Linked DNA regions of Homo sapiens: all the other regions are linked to region 3. A link is a contact called in ENCODE Hi-C or POLR2A ChIA-PET data. All regions are on one chromosome and are shown on one strand. Each heading gives the region's core, a stretch centred on a gene start or an enhancer-like site at or near the end of the contact. The rest is flanking DNA. Distances are from core to core; before and after follow the strand shown. Region 1 overlaps MAP3K20 (mitogen-activated protein kinase kinase kinase 20). Region 2 overlaps MAP3K20 (mitogen-activated protein kinase kinase kinase 20). Region 3 overlaps RAPGEF4 (Rap guanine nucleotide exchange factor 4).

Evidence for each region. Hi-C counts contacts between places; a loop is a spot of excess contacts on that map. ChIA-PET counts read pairs that join two places held with the same protein, here RNA polymerase II (POLR2A). Pooled maps may share reads with other maps.
Region 1: a loop to region 3 is called in a map of PC-3, with 5 times the contacts of the local background. The contact joins two enhancer-like sites. A Hi-C loop is called at or near these places in 1 of 168 maps with a recorded cell type or tissue (PC-3) and 4 of 50 pooled maps. POLR2A ChIA-PET finds 5 or more read pairs at or near these places in 3 of 52 experiments (Caco-2, OCI-LY7 and Panc1).
Region 2: a loop to region 3 is called in a map of heart right ventricle, with 13 times the contacts of the local background. The contact joins two enhancer-like sites. A Hi-C loop is called at or near these places in 135 of 168 maps with a recorded cell type or tissue (A673, B cell, CD14-positive monocyte and 78 more), 37 of 37 single-sample maps with no recorded cell type and 50 of 50 pooled maps. POLR2A ChIA-PET finds 5 or more read pairs at or near these places in 11 of 52 experiments (A549, AG04450, CD8-positive, alpha-beta T cell and 8 more).

The regions. Positions count from the first base shown.
Region 1 is chr2:173,182,568-173,187,212 of GRCh38, forward strand. It overlaps MAP3K20 (mitogen-activated protein kinase kinase kinase 20), which reads left to right. Exons shown (of 20, transcript NM_016653.3): 4 at 287-388. Among named protein-coding and RNA genes, the nearest start is that of MAP3K20-AS1, 97 kb to the right of the region's middle. Within about 2 kb of position 1,869, at least 10 of the 41 ENCODE cell types and tissues checked have a DNase peak (open chromatin) inside an H3K27ac peak, as active enhancers do; they include Panc1, where a contact is called at or near this core.
Region 2 is chr2:173,208,070-173,212,572 of GRCh38, forward strand. MAP3K20 (mitogen-activated protein kinase kinase kinase 20) reads left to right here. Exons shown (of 20, transcript NM_016653.3): 10 at 1,660-1,766. MAP3K20-AS1 (MAP3K20 antisense RNA 1) reads right to left here. Exons shown (of 8, transcript NR_033882.1): 6 at 1,578-1,876. Among named protein-coding and RNA genes, the nearest start is that of MAP3K20-AS1, 72 kb to the right of the region's middle. Within about 2 kb of position 2,587, at least 10 of the 41 ENCODE cell types and tissues checked have a DNase peak (open chromatin) inside an H3K27ac peak, as active enhancers do; they include Panc1, dorsolateral prefrontal cortex, gastrocnemius medialis and 7 more, where a contact is called at or near this core.
Region 3 is chr2:173,025,125-173,029,520 of GRCh38, forward strand. It overlaps RAPGEF4 (Rap guanine nucleotide exchange factor 4), which reads left to right. Exons shown (of 31, transcript NM_007023.4): 24 at 1,448-1,573; 25 at 1,957-2,135. Among named protein-coding and RNA genes, the nearest start is that of MAP3K20, 49 kb to the right of the region's middle. Within about 2 kb of position 2,492, at least 16 of the 41 ENCODE cell types and tissues checked have a DNase peak (open chromatin) inside an H3K27ac peak, as active enhancers do; they include Panc1, dorsolateral prefrontal cortex, gastrocnemius medialis and 7 more, where a contact is called at or near this core.

The DNA of each region.
Region 1 (4,645 bases), core at 619-3,118, 160 kb after region 3:
TTTCAAATTTATTCTTCCAACACCTCTTTGGGTTTCTCAGTTCCAGCTAAATGGCTTTTGATTCTCAACTGAAGTTTACTATTCATTGTAAGTTACTGTCTTTTGTTTGACAGATATTTTTCTGGATGACATTAACTTTTAGAAACCACACCATGGAACAATTTTTTATATATTTTTGATGTCTTTTGTTAAATTCTTTAATGTATTTTCTCAATGAAAATATAAAGTCTTATTTCTGAAATGTATCTTGATTTTAATTATATGCTTATCTTTCCTTTTAAAATAGAATATGCTTCTCTGGGATCACTCTATGATTACATTAACAGTAACAGAAGTGAGGAGATGGATATGGATCACATTATGACCTGGGCCACTGATGTAGCCAAAGGTAATAATATTTGGTATATTCTTATAGAATTAGTGGGGTGCATTTTCCCCTCCTGAAATGGGGACTTAACATCAGAAAATGTTTTATTCTGTCTTTAGATGTTCTTTTTCCAGACCAAAAGTAGTAAGAATTCCACAGCTGATGGTACAGATAATATTTTAGGTCATTGCCTTTCCACTCCTGAATTCCTTTTATCTTCCTCTTAAGACTCTACTTTATTTCTATCCACGAAATCTAGTTGTAGCTTCAGGGCAGACATGTTTGTCATGTTTTGTGATATTATAATTGACTAGCTTGCTTGACACATTAAATGGAAAAATCATAGTTCTGTTGTTCTGAAAGTCTCTACTTAGACTCAGTATCCAGAAAACATGATTTATTGTAGGATTAGTTCTACTCATTTTGTATACATAATATGCTAAAAATAGAAACCACTTGCAAAAAAAATTTTTATTTGTCCTGCCATGTAAAAGCAATTCAGATTTTATTTTACATTTAATGTAAACTTACTTAGGCATCGCTGTTGGAATTAAATATTTTTAATACACCAAACCCCTAAACAAAGTGCCCAGTCTTTTTTCTCATACATTCTTGCATAGATGAATGCTTTCTAAAGCAATTCAAACTTCATTTATTTTTATCTTTTTTTTTTCCATTTTCCTAACTGAACATTTCTGGGCTTTATTTATAACTGTCAGAGTTGCTTTGGAAACAACTTCATCTAAATAATGAACACCGATAGTTATATTTGTATTCTAGCAACCCCTACAAAGTGTGTCTGAATTTTCCTGGGGCAATTAACTCCTCTACATTTTACTACTCCATTCTCTACAAGCATCTCTTTACAAAGCAAATATAATGTGATTTAGCACTCAGTAAGGGGAGCAACTCATACGTTGATTTCACTGTGTGACTTCCAAAAGTAGCAGTCTTTCCTTTGGGGAATTGTCTATTTTAAGTTTCATCAACACCTACCAAATTCTTCAAATAGGGAAAGTGAAAAAAAATTTTTTTTGAGTTTCATGCTAGATGCTGCTGCTGAATGATGCCTCATTACATTATAAAAATAATAAGCTCTGTGTTTAGGGTGGTGTACCTGAGACTTTATGTTAATTTGCTTAATTGTGTATTGATGCATCGGGCATCTCAAATCATGCTTAAACTTTCATATTCTTAAAGATATTTTCATGTAATATCATAGTGACTTCTCTGTATGTCAGTAGAACACAAGGACCAGCTCTCTGTAAGCAAGGTGATGTGCCTTTATTGGAGGCTGCCTGAGCATTGTGGAAATACCCTTAAATAATGTAAATGCATATATAGGTAGTACTTAACTTACAGCACATCACCTTACACACGTTTGCATTTAGGGTGCTCAGCCAGTTACACCCATGTTATTACTTTATTGGCACTTAGAATAGATAGACAGCAAACAAAACAGCTAACATCAGTCACTCTGCTTCCTGCTGTGCTCTACTTAAGCATCCCTGATTCCCAGCCTGGGAAACTCTTCTCCCTGCACCCCCTTAACCACATGCCACATCATCCCGACTGAGGGATAAGTCTCTTGGCTCCACATCAGCTGAGTCATTCTTGGTGTTTTCTCAAGAGTGCTAGTGCTCTGCATCAGAAGGGCAAGGAAGAGAAGGAATCGAATTAGGTAGCAAACTGGGCCTGGTGCAGTGGCTCATGCCTATAATCCCAGCACTTTGGGAGTCCCAGGCGGGTGGATCACTTGAGGCCAGGAATTTGAGATCAGCCTGGCCAACAAGGCGAAACCCTGTCTCTACTAAAAATACAAAAAATTAGCTGGGCGTGGTGGTGCACTACTCGCCTATAGTCCCAGCTCCTTGGGAGGCTGAGGCAAGAGAATCGCTCAAACCCCAGAGGTTTGCAGTGAGCCAACATCAAGCCACTGCACTCCAGCCAGAGTGAGACTCAGTCTAGAAAAAAAAAAAAAATTAGGTAGCAAACTGGTACCAGAGTTAAAAATAAGGAAGGAGAGGCCAGGCACGGTGGCTCACGCCTATAATCCTAGCACTTTGGGAAGCCGAGGAAGGTGGATCACCTGAGGCCAGGAGTTCAAAACCAGCCTGACCAACATGGAGAAACCCTGTTTCTACTAAAAATACAAATTTAGCCAGGCGTGGTGGCGCATGCCTGTAATCCCAGCTACTCAGGAGGCTAAGGCAGGAGAATCACTTGAACCTGGGAGGCGGAGGTTGCGGTGAGCCAAGATTGGGCCATTGCACTCCAGCCTGGGCGACCGAGTGAGACTCTGTCTCAAAAAAATAAAAAAAGGGAAGGAGAGAATGGGATTGGACCCACTGATGGTGTCCAAAACTGCAGATTAATAAAATCCCTTTTGCCTGTCTGGCTAATGTGTTTGACCTCAGGTGAGAAGAGTGAGGCAGAGAAGAGGCTTGTATGTTTATGGACGCAAGTAATACTTAACATTTAAAAATCCTTTAAGATGGCCCATTAAAAAAAAAAAATCAAGGCTTTAGGAATGACTTCAGCTTTCTCTGATAAGCTGGGTGTAGAACTTAAGAATTTAAGAGATTAAGTAGGAAGCCTTGATTTTTGTTGATTCTGTTTCAAATTCAGCTATGTACCTTTCAGTTTAACCTATGATTGAATCCACTGGAGCAATGATATGTTGAGAAATCAGAGAATGAATATTTTAAGCAAAGGTTGATTCATGCATTTTAAAATAGGCATTGCTCAGCATCATTGCTGTTGAGACAATATCTTCTCACAAAAAAGATTCTCTTCTTTCTAGATGTGAGGATAATGGAGGGTGGACCAGCAAGTATATCTGAAATTGCTGCAAGCTAATCAGCAATGCTTAAAAGGAACAATTAAAGCAGATAAACTCCAATCCAGTTTCAAAATGGTCACCACTCATTCCAGTTCTCCCCAAAAGTCTCCTCAGTTACACCTGCCAATTCTTTTTTTAAGGAAACCCTGAATGTACACCTGATGAAAGTATTTTTCAGCCTTCTTAATTGTTTGCAATAAATATAAGGCAGAATTATAGATGGATCTACAAAAACATTAAATAGAATTTTATGTGTGTGTGATGACTATTGTTTATATGAAATATTATTTAAATGTATACTATGCATCGTACACTAATACTTTATGGTACTTTTTTCTTATAATCTTCCATGAGGAAGGAAAGTGCCTATATTTAAAGCTTTTGTATTTGAGTCTTGTTTTTTGAAATCCTTACTTGTCAGCAAGTGTAGAAACTATCTCTACCAGTAATAGTAATTATACAGATTCTACCTGAAAAATTATTCAGGAATTTGATTCTAAAGCAAGAGAGAGGTAACTATGAAATCCAGTCATATAGATTATTAAATGCTACCCAAGTTGTAACTATTGAATTTTTGCAGTTTGAGGGATGTAGAACTTCTTATCAGAAGAGAAATTTCCTTTATCCCAGTTACATCTTATTTAAGATCACATAATTACTAATACTTGTGTTAACTTGACTCTTCAGTGATATCATTCAGTGATATCATTAAAAGGCAAGAGTTTAAATTTTCTTTGTCCTTTCATGATTCTTCAATATATCATAATTAAAATAGAAGAATAAAGATTTAAAAATTAACCTCTCTATATGCTTTAAAAAGCCTAAGCCTCTTATTAAATTATTTTCAATGCATTGTTCATTTTAAAAAGAAGCCTATTTGATTTGGAGGTGAGGGGGAGGCTATTTCTGCCATTAGTTAGAAAAAACAACTTGAGAAATAAAGAGGATATATTTTAGTAGAAAATCATCCTTTTTTTATTCTAAAGGGGTAGACAATACGTAAATACAGAAAGAGTCAAAAACTACTAAGGTGGTAACCATAAAATGTGTCTTTAAAGTATAATTTTATATTCAAAATAATAAAGCTCTATAAATATGATGGAAAGAATTTTGGAGTATGTTGAAATACAGATTATCTCAAAGATTTATCCTTGTAAAAGGAATGAAATACTTTGTAACTACTGTATACTTTTTTATCTGAAGATCATAAAATTATTTACCAACCGTAACTAATCAGTCCTCCCAGTTCTCCCCACCACTACCCCACATCCACTCCCAGGTCTTGTTGGAATGGGTACTGAGAAAAAGCCAAGCTGCAGCCAGGTAACCATAGACATCCAGAACTTCGGTAACTGGACATCAGAATCTGCAGTTGGGTACCTGCAGACAACCAGATGAAAACCACAAATTTTACTCAGAACTTTGGCAGATTTAGA
Region 2 (4,503 bases), core at 1,337-3,836, 180 kb after region 3:
CCTTTATTATATAATTAGTTCTTATGCAAATGATTAAAACATTTTTCAGGCCAGGCACAGTGGCTCATGCCTGTAATCCCATCACTTTAGGAGGCTGAGGCAGGAAGATCACTTGGGACAAGGAGTTTGAGACCAGCTTGGGCAAGATGGCGAGACCCCTCTGTATAAAAAACTAAAAAATTAGCTGGCCATGGTGGCAAACACCTTTAGTCCCCGCTACTTGGGAGGCTGAGGCAGGAAAATTGGTGAGCCCAGGTGGTCGAGGCTGCAGTGAGCTATGATCACACCACTGCATTCCAGCCTGGGCAACAGAGCAAGACTCTGTCTTAAAAAAAAAAAAAAATCATTTTAAAACCTGATACATGCTGGGAGAAATTAAGAGGAGGACAAAGTTAAAGAAGATAAATAGAACATTTTTCAAGCTTCCTACTTAGGGCATTTTCCTCTTTGCTTATTAGAAGGCTTAATATATATCAGTAACATTTATCTATGTGTGCCCTCTTCAAGGAAAGACACAGGCACACACATGCACACAAGTGCCCTTGAAAGAGAATAATAATGGCAGAACTCATTATATATCCTAGGTTTTTATATTTCTGAGAAATGGAAAAATTGCTTTTCTTAGTAATGTAGGAAGCACTTAAATCCTGAGAGCAAGCCACCTCAACATTGTTTCTTCTTGTTTTTGTGCTCTTAAATTAAAATGCATGTTTTAATTGCTGCAACTATAATTTGTTCAGTAATGGCGTAATTACGAGGCATGATGAAGAGAGAATGTGCATCATCCTTTTTATTATCTTTCTCTTTTTGTTTTAACCTTTTGTCTCAACCTTGGCTAGAGTCTAAAGAGATAGACTAGAATAGTTACTGCCAGCTCAAGAAACACACTTAACCACTGCTCATTTCTAGTGAACAGTACCTTACAGTGTCTTAGCACTAAAGCTAATTATAACAGAAAATAAATATTGAGAACAGTGAAGTTATGATGGCTTTAAAATTGGGGTTTTTTCTTGTTTTTACTTTACTTTTAGGTTCAGGGGCACATGGCCACGTTTGTTATATAGGTAGATTGTGTGTCATGGAGGTTTGGAGTACAGATTATTTCCTCACCCAGATAATCAGCATAGTACCTGAATTTTTTTTTCTGACAAACCAATTTGGAAAATTTTATTAGTTCCAATAGATTGATAGGTAGATTTCCCCCCAACGCTTTATCATAAAAATGTTCAAACATAAAAGTGGAAAGAATTTTACAGTGAACACTAACATCCCACCACACACAGTCTACTGTTAACTTTTTACTGGCTTTATCACGGAGATTTTTAAAGGACTTCACTGTTTCCTTTTAGGAGTTCTTAAAAGAGAGAATTAGTTTTCTCCCTTCCTGGACAAAAAACATGAATTATCCCAACCTTAGGCCACACGATAGAAAACAGCATCTGAATCTCTCCTTGTGAATAGTTCACCGAAAATAAAGAATAGAGCTCCCTAAACCTGAGTGATCTGATGATTGTAAAATAACTACATCAGGACATTGTATCATGTTTTATTTTGTTATGGTGGGTTGAGTTTATTACTATGCTTGTAGTATCTACGTTTTCTCTTAAATATCTCCTTTCTTAAGTCCCAGCGAATGATTACTTATTTTCTCTTCTTCAGAAACGGCCATCATTCAAGCAAATCATTTCAATCCTGGAGTCCATGTCAAATGACACGAGCCTTCCTGACAAGTGTAACTCATTCCTACACAACAAGGCGGAGTGGAGGTGGGTAGCCCCGACAGCAGGCCACAGCGTCTGGCTTTCAAAGACCATCACTCGTCTCAATGAAGAAGTGAACCAGAGATCTGAATGACAGTCCTGATTTCTGACCATAGCTTAGGGAAAAAGAAAAGGTTTTTTTTATGATTTTGGAACTCTTATAAGTCCTGCATTTCATAAGCAAGAAATAGTGTTTCTCCAAGCTTGTTGCCTTGTGTAAGTATTTGAAAAGAATATTGAGGCCGGTCGCGGTGGCTCACGCCTGTAATCCCAGCTCTTTGGGAGGCCAAGGCAGGCAGATCACCTGAGGTCAGGAGTTTGAGACCACCTTGACCAACATGGAGAAACCCTGTCTCTACTAAAAATACAAAAAATTAGCCAGGTGTGGTGGCACATGCCTGTAATCCCAGCTACTCAGGAGGCTGAGGCAGGAGAATCACTTGAACCTGGAGGCAGAGGTTGCAGTGAGCCGAGATCATGCCATTGCACTCCAGCCTGAGCAACAAGAGTGAAAAACTCCATCTCAAAAAAAAAAAAATTGAAATCCTGTCTTCTGAGACAAAAGATGGTTACCAGACATTTCTCTGTGTTTACTTTGTTAGGAAGCTTTGTCCTCTGTTGTGTAAGAAACAAGAATACTGTTTACCTTGAAATTCGCTGAGCACTGTGTCTGCTAGTGAAGGGGGATAGGGAGACATCAAAAATACTCTTAAAAGAAAACTTGATATCATAAATCCTATTAAAGCTTGTTAAATAAATTTAGTAATGAGAAAATTGTATTGCATGAGTGGAAGAGTAAACCCAGGATGAAACATTTGAGCCAGGTCACATGATGCATGACTATAAATAGCATGTTTGGAAGCTGACATTATTCCCCCCCTGACTCAGCGGAGATTTAGGTAACTTCATCTCTGCTCCCGATAGCCGTGGGCAGTAACATGACGCCTTACGCCATCTGCTGATGCCAAATGAATACTGCATGCACTTTGAAAATTACTGCGTTGTTTACTCCTGTTACTAGATACTTCTTTGGGCTTTCTGTTTGTTGTTTTACAATAACCTTATTTATTTTTATTCCTTTGAAATATCTTATCTAGGGCTAGTGAGGTAAATGAATTTTTATTTAGGGATACAAAAATTATACAGTGAGCTCAAGTCTAGGTATAAGGGACTTTTTTCTGGGCTGAGATAATTAACAAAACAGAACATTTAAGTAATATTTGTTTTTTGCAGTAAGAGATCAGTATACATGTCATCAGATCATTCTCCTTTAAAATCCATATATGAGTTCCCATTACTCTTAAGACAAAGACCAGAATACTTGGCACAGTGGCTCATGCCTGTAATCCCAGCACTTCAGGAGGCCAAGGCTGGTGGATTACTTGAGCCCAGGAGTTCAAGCCCAGCCTGGTGACAGAGCAAGAATCATTCTCAAGAAATGAAAAGGACCAGAATACTTAAGAAGACTCACCAGACCCTCATTACTGTGGCCTCACCAGTGTCAGCTTAAGAAGATCATTCTCCCCTTAATTTCTGGCTTTCAGTCCCTCAACAGATGCGTATTTCTCCCCTTTTCAGGATCTTTACAAGCAGTTTCCTCTCTTTGAAGCTTATCCCATTTCAGCTGTGTACCACGCCTGCCGTCACACCCCACCTTAACTCCTGTTCATCATTCACATGGCAGTTGAATAACACGTCTGCAGGGAAACACTTCCTGACCCCAGGCCAGATCAGGTTCCACTTTATGTGCTCTGAGAGCATCTCCTTCATAGGCTTTGCTGCTATTGGAATTAAGAAGTAATTCGGGCCAGGCACAGTGGCTCACGCCTGTAATCCCAGCACTTTGGGAGGCCAAGTCAGGTGGATCAACGTCAGGAGATCGAGACCATACTGGCTAACACGGTGAAACCCCATCTCTACTAAAAATACAAAAAATTAGCCAGGCATGGTGGCGGGTGCCTGTAGTCCCAGCTACTTGGGAGGCTGAGGCAGGAGAATGGCGTGAACCCGGGAGGCAGAGGTTGCAGTGAGCTGAGATCGCGCCACTGCACTCCAGCCTGGGCGACACAGCAAGACTCCGTCTCAAAAAAAAAGAAGTAATTCGGCAGTTAGTTGTTTAATGTGTGTCTCACGGGCTGAAATATAAGAGAGGCAGACAATCACGTTTGTTCATCACTCACAGCATCAAAATGTGCCTTGAACACAGCATTTGCTCCGTAAATATTTGGGGAAGCAAGAGAGAAAATTACCATGGTGGTAATAATATAAAAAGAGATTGTGATATTATACAAGAGAATATAAATATGTATGTTTGCCATGACAAAAGTACTTCTTATGTTCATTCATTCATTATCCATTCATTGAACTTCTGCTGGTGTGAGAACGACTGTTGCCATTCGGGTACTGGGCTGTAGCGATGAGCACAAGAGTCCCAGGGCATGTGGAGCTCTCCAGCCCGAGTGTCCAATGTTAAACTATTAAATATATTCAAAACTATCGCATTTCTATTTTGACAAGTATTATGACAGAGAAATATACTAGATGTCTGAGAGCATATGGCCATGAAATCTGATCTAGTCCAAGGACATAGTAAAAGGATTTTGGAGAAAATGCTATTTGATCTATTACCGAAGGGATTAGTAAGATTTTAATACCAAGATAGGGAGTCTTTTAAAGTATGTCAACAAGGCCAGGCGTGGTAGCTCACACCTGTAATCCCAACACTTTGGGAGGCCGAAGTGAA
Region 3 (4,396 bases), core at 1,242-3,741:
TGTGTTGTTGCTTCTGTCCCTTTATACCTGCAAATAAGGACCAGCAGCAGATGCTGCCTCTGTGGAGTGCTGTATGGGCCAGACAGGGTTGATTCCCTTCAACTGTAACCTTGCTTGGTCCTCTCTTAGACTGTAAACTTCCAAATGCAAGCACCGTCTACCTGCAGAACATGTAATTTCTCTAGTGCCCAGAATGCAGTGGGAGTTTGTAGAATACAGTGATGATGATGAAAATGATGATGGAACTTGTATAATATTAGGACTTCTGACATGGATAGTATCTAAATATAGTTAGCATCATTTTGTTTTTATTTTTTATTTTATTTTATTTTTTTGGAGATGGAGTCTCATTCTGTCGCCCAGGCTGGGGTGCAGTGGCACGATCTCGGCTCACTGCAACCTCTGCCTCCTGGGTTTAAGCGATTCTCCTGCCTCAGCCTCCCGAGTAGCTGGCACTACAGGTACATGCCACTACGCCCAGCTAATTTTTGTATTTTCAGTAGAGACAGGGTTTCGCCATGTTGGCCAGGCTTGTCTTGAACTACTGACCTCAGGTGATCCACCCGCCTTGGCCTCCCAGAGTGCTGGGATTACAGGCGTGAGCCACTGTGCCAGCCACTTTTGTGACTTTTGGAACTTTGTAATGTGTGTGTTGCCTATTTATATATAAATCTATTGCATTATACGTGTGCTTCCTATATATGCATATCATTCATCTCACTAAGTAAAAACACTTTAGATCATTTCTCATAAAATAAAACTGAGATAAGCAAGTCAGATGGAAACTTTTAGTGAGGGGTCTTCCAGAAAGTAGCAGACGTTGGCTTTCTAATGTCTAGCCCAAAACACCATAACCATGCGAATAACATCCTCAGCTCAACATCTGCCCAAGAGTAGAGGGATCAGACATCATGTGTAACCTCAGTTCACAGAGCTTTCCATTCCCTCATGACCCCAGGCAGTGTGTCCCAAGAGATGGAGAGGCAGCAGTGTTACCATGGCCACCGGCAGCAGGAAGTAGCACTGTGGATGAACGTCCCAAACTGCCATGCCGTTACCTGCTTTACAGCAGCTTCAGTGAGAAATAGGAGAAAAAAGGTCTCCCAGGACTTCTTCCATTTTTACCAGGGAAAAGAAGAGTTTCCAGGGACCTCCCAGGCCTGAGTGTGAGAGAAGAGAACCTCTGCAGGTCACTCTTCACTGAATCTTATTTGCCGCGGTTCACATTTTTCAGTCAGTGGAATTGATGGTAATGATGATTGGTGACTTACAGACGACACTAAAGCAACTAGCGTTGCGAGCAGAGGCATCTCTCCTCAGAGTTTCCAGATATTCCTGAAAGCGTCCATCTCCAGAATCCTTTCCCCTCAGAAACTCCTGAAAGCTTTTAGTGCTAAATACTTGTCTGTGTTGAGTTTCTGATATGTTTTTGCATTATTATTCATAGACTCCCTTACCAGAACAGGAAGGCCCAACTGTTGGAACAGTGGGAACTTTTGAACTGATGAGCTCCAAAGATTTAGCATACCAGATGACAATTTATGATTGGGAACTCTTCAACTGCGTGCATGAGGTAAGATGCAGGATCAGATGTGTTAGTAGCTGAGATAGCAAGGATAAAGGCTGCTGGCATTGCTTAGTTTGTAAGTGCTAATATGTGCTACAATATGGAAACCACATGACCATTTTTTTGCATACTGAGCTTATAAATAAAGCATGCTATAAAGCCTTTGAGTATTAAAGAAAAATCTTTACAGTATGCCGTGTCTTCCTGTGTATATTAAGCCAGTAAAACCTAGTTTATATTTATATATTTAACAAACCTCATGGAAGCCCTTCAAGTCTGATTGACTTCACATTTGCTGACCAGTAAAACACTGTCTTGACAAATAGAGAAACCTGCTGGTGTTTTGATTTAAAAAAAAATAAGCAAAATTGTTTTCCTTTATTTTCTAGCTGGAGCTAATCTATCACACATTTGGAAGGCATAATTTTAAAAAGACCACAGCAAACTTGGATTTGTTCCTGAGGAGATTTAATGAAATTCAGTTTTGGGTCGTCACTGAGATCTGCCTTTGTTCTCAGCTCAGCAAGCGTGTTCAGCTATTAAAAAAATTTATTAAGATAGCAGCCCAGTAAGTATATTTAGCTTGGAAAGAGAAAAAAAAATGTTGAGCTGTGTTTTCATTTTGTTTTCTTAGACTACACCTTAAAAAGAAAAGCAGGATCTAGGAACTGCTAGAGGGCCAAACACAGGGTCTTAGGAATAACCAAACTCTTGTAATGGATCTCTCCTATATTTTGTAGCATTTAACATCAATAGATAAATTAACTTCTTTACAGCACTGATGCTGGAGTCGAAGTTGTGACCTCTCTTTGCTCTTTGCTTTCTACTCAGACGGTTTTGCCTCCTTTAGTTTAAAATTCCTTCCGTAAACCAAGTTCCCTTATACTTCGAAAGTTCAGTTGAAAAGATCTTGAAGTCAATGTCCAGCATGACACATTCTCACCAGTAGAGGGCAGTGCAGCATGCATGTACAGCAGCACATCCAGCCCAGACAGAATTAAATCGGTAAAATGCATGCGAGCTAACCTGGTACATGAAAATCATCACTACAAACATCAGAAAAAGAAGCATCTATCTTATAAATATTCTATTAAACAGCACTTCATGGGAAACAATTTTTTTACTACAGGGGCCAGTTAGAGTTCTCCCTGACATGAATTTAATCTTCTCCTGCTATTTAGATATGCCTGACAACCTCCTGTTTACTTCCATGTTTTTGGTATCACCACAGTGCTAAAAATAAAATGCTAAATGTGGCCTATGGCTGTGAGACTTCTTTCCTTTCTAAATGCAGGGAGCTCTAGCACACAGGAAGGCTGAGAGCACAAGTGACCCCAGCTAGACAATTTTCTTGACCCAAAATCAAACATGGAGTTTGATTTCCTGGGCTAAACAAAGAAGTAAAGGCTGCTTGACATTTTATAGATATCAGTTTGCCAGATGCCTGGAATTATTTGCCAACAACTTGAGGGTTCAATAGAATACCAAATCCCTTGGATTCAAAAGCTGCTATCTGTTAATATGGCAAAGCTGGCTATTTTAAGAAAGGCTTGGTAAAATGGTGCCTGTGAATTTCTGGTTCAGAGTATAGCCACTTCCCTGGTAGTCTGCACAGCCTTATGGCAAGGGACAAATGCCTTCACATATTTGGAATGAGCTGATTATGGAAACTATGACAAGATGTGCTTTCCCGTTAGAAGAAGCACACTCTCTCTCTTCACCTTAGCCTGGCAGTGCCCAATGCAACAAGAAGAGAGAGGCAATCTGCACACAAATGTGGGAAGCCAGAAAATCTTTTGGGGCCTGATCCTGTTATTTTACAGAGGCAACATGGGAGAGCCTTTCAGAACACCCAGGACTTTTTTTTATATATATATATTTTTGCTTTTCTTATCCCTCTCCCTTCTGTTTAGGTGAATGAGTAGGTGGACTTGGCCTTCAGTATAAATTAGTTTATGTTATTTAACCATTATTAAGCCCTGTGCTACATTTGCCGTCCTGTAGAGAAGCTATTTACACAGCCCAGCTGAAGAAGACTGTAGACTTTTTAAATCCGAGATCTACAAGAATGAGGTTGAAACCTCGTGACAGTAGCATCTGTTTTACTTTATATTTTTAGAGAACTTCAACATATTTGTTTTAAGCTCTTTGCCTGCCCAGAACTGTGTGAAGTTGGTGGAAGCAGATGTTCTTATTCCTCTGTTTACATTCGTGGAGGCATAGAGAAATTTCATGACTTACATAGGGTAATAAAGTTAGCTGATAACAAGGCAGTGACTAGAAAGGCAGGTCTACAGCCCTGCATTTGTTCTTTCAAGATCACATAAAGGACAGAGGCAAACACATAGATGCGATTGTATACCTGCCTTTAGCCCCAGGTGTCTTCTAAATAACCTTCAGCTCCTGAACTCAGACCCATTGTCCCAGCACACCAAAGGCCTCACTTGCTTTCTCACCAGTGGGACCATACACACTAGCTTCTCTGAAATATGTTCTCCATCTCCACACAGACAATTTAAGAATTACTCTTTGCTACCTTTGCAATGGGTAGCAAATGCAACAATTTAGTCTTTTTCAAAAATGTTAATCCAAACAGGATTTCATTATGATATGGTCAATTTCGATAACCATATTGATTCAGGATGAAGGATTTATGCGTATTGCAAAATGAATTCTTTCCCTTTTCAGGGACCTGGTATGAAGAAGTTTGGGGTTTCTCTTTCTAAAAAATGGTTAAACCAAGTACCTGTGTTAAACATCACCATTCTAATAAGAATTTCTGTTTTTTTCCACATGTCTCATTCCCAAACATATATTCATAAAAGCTAA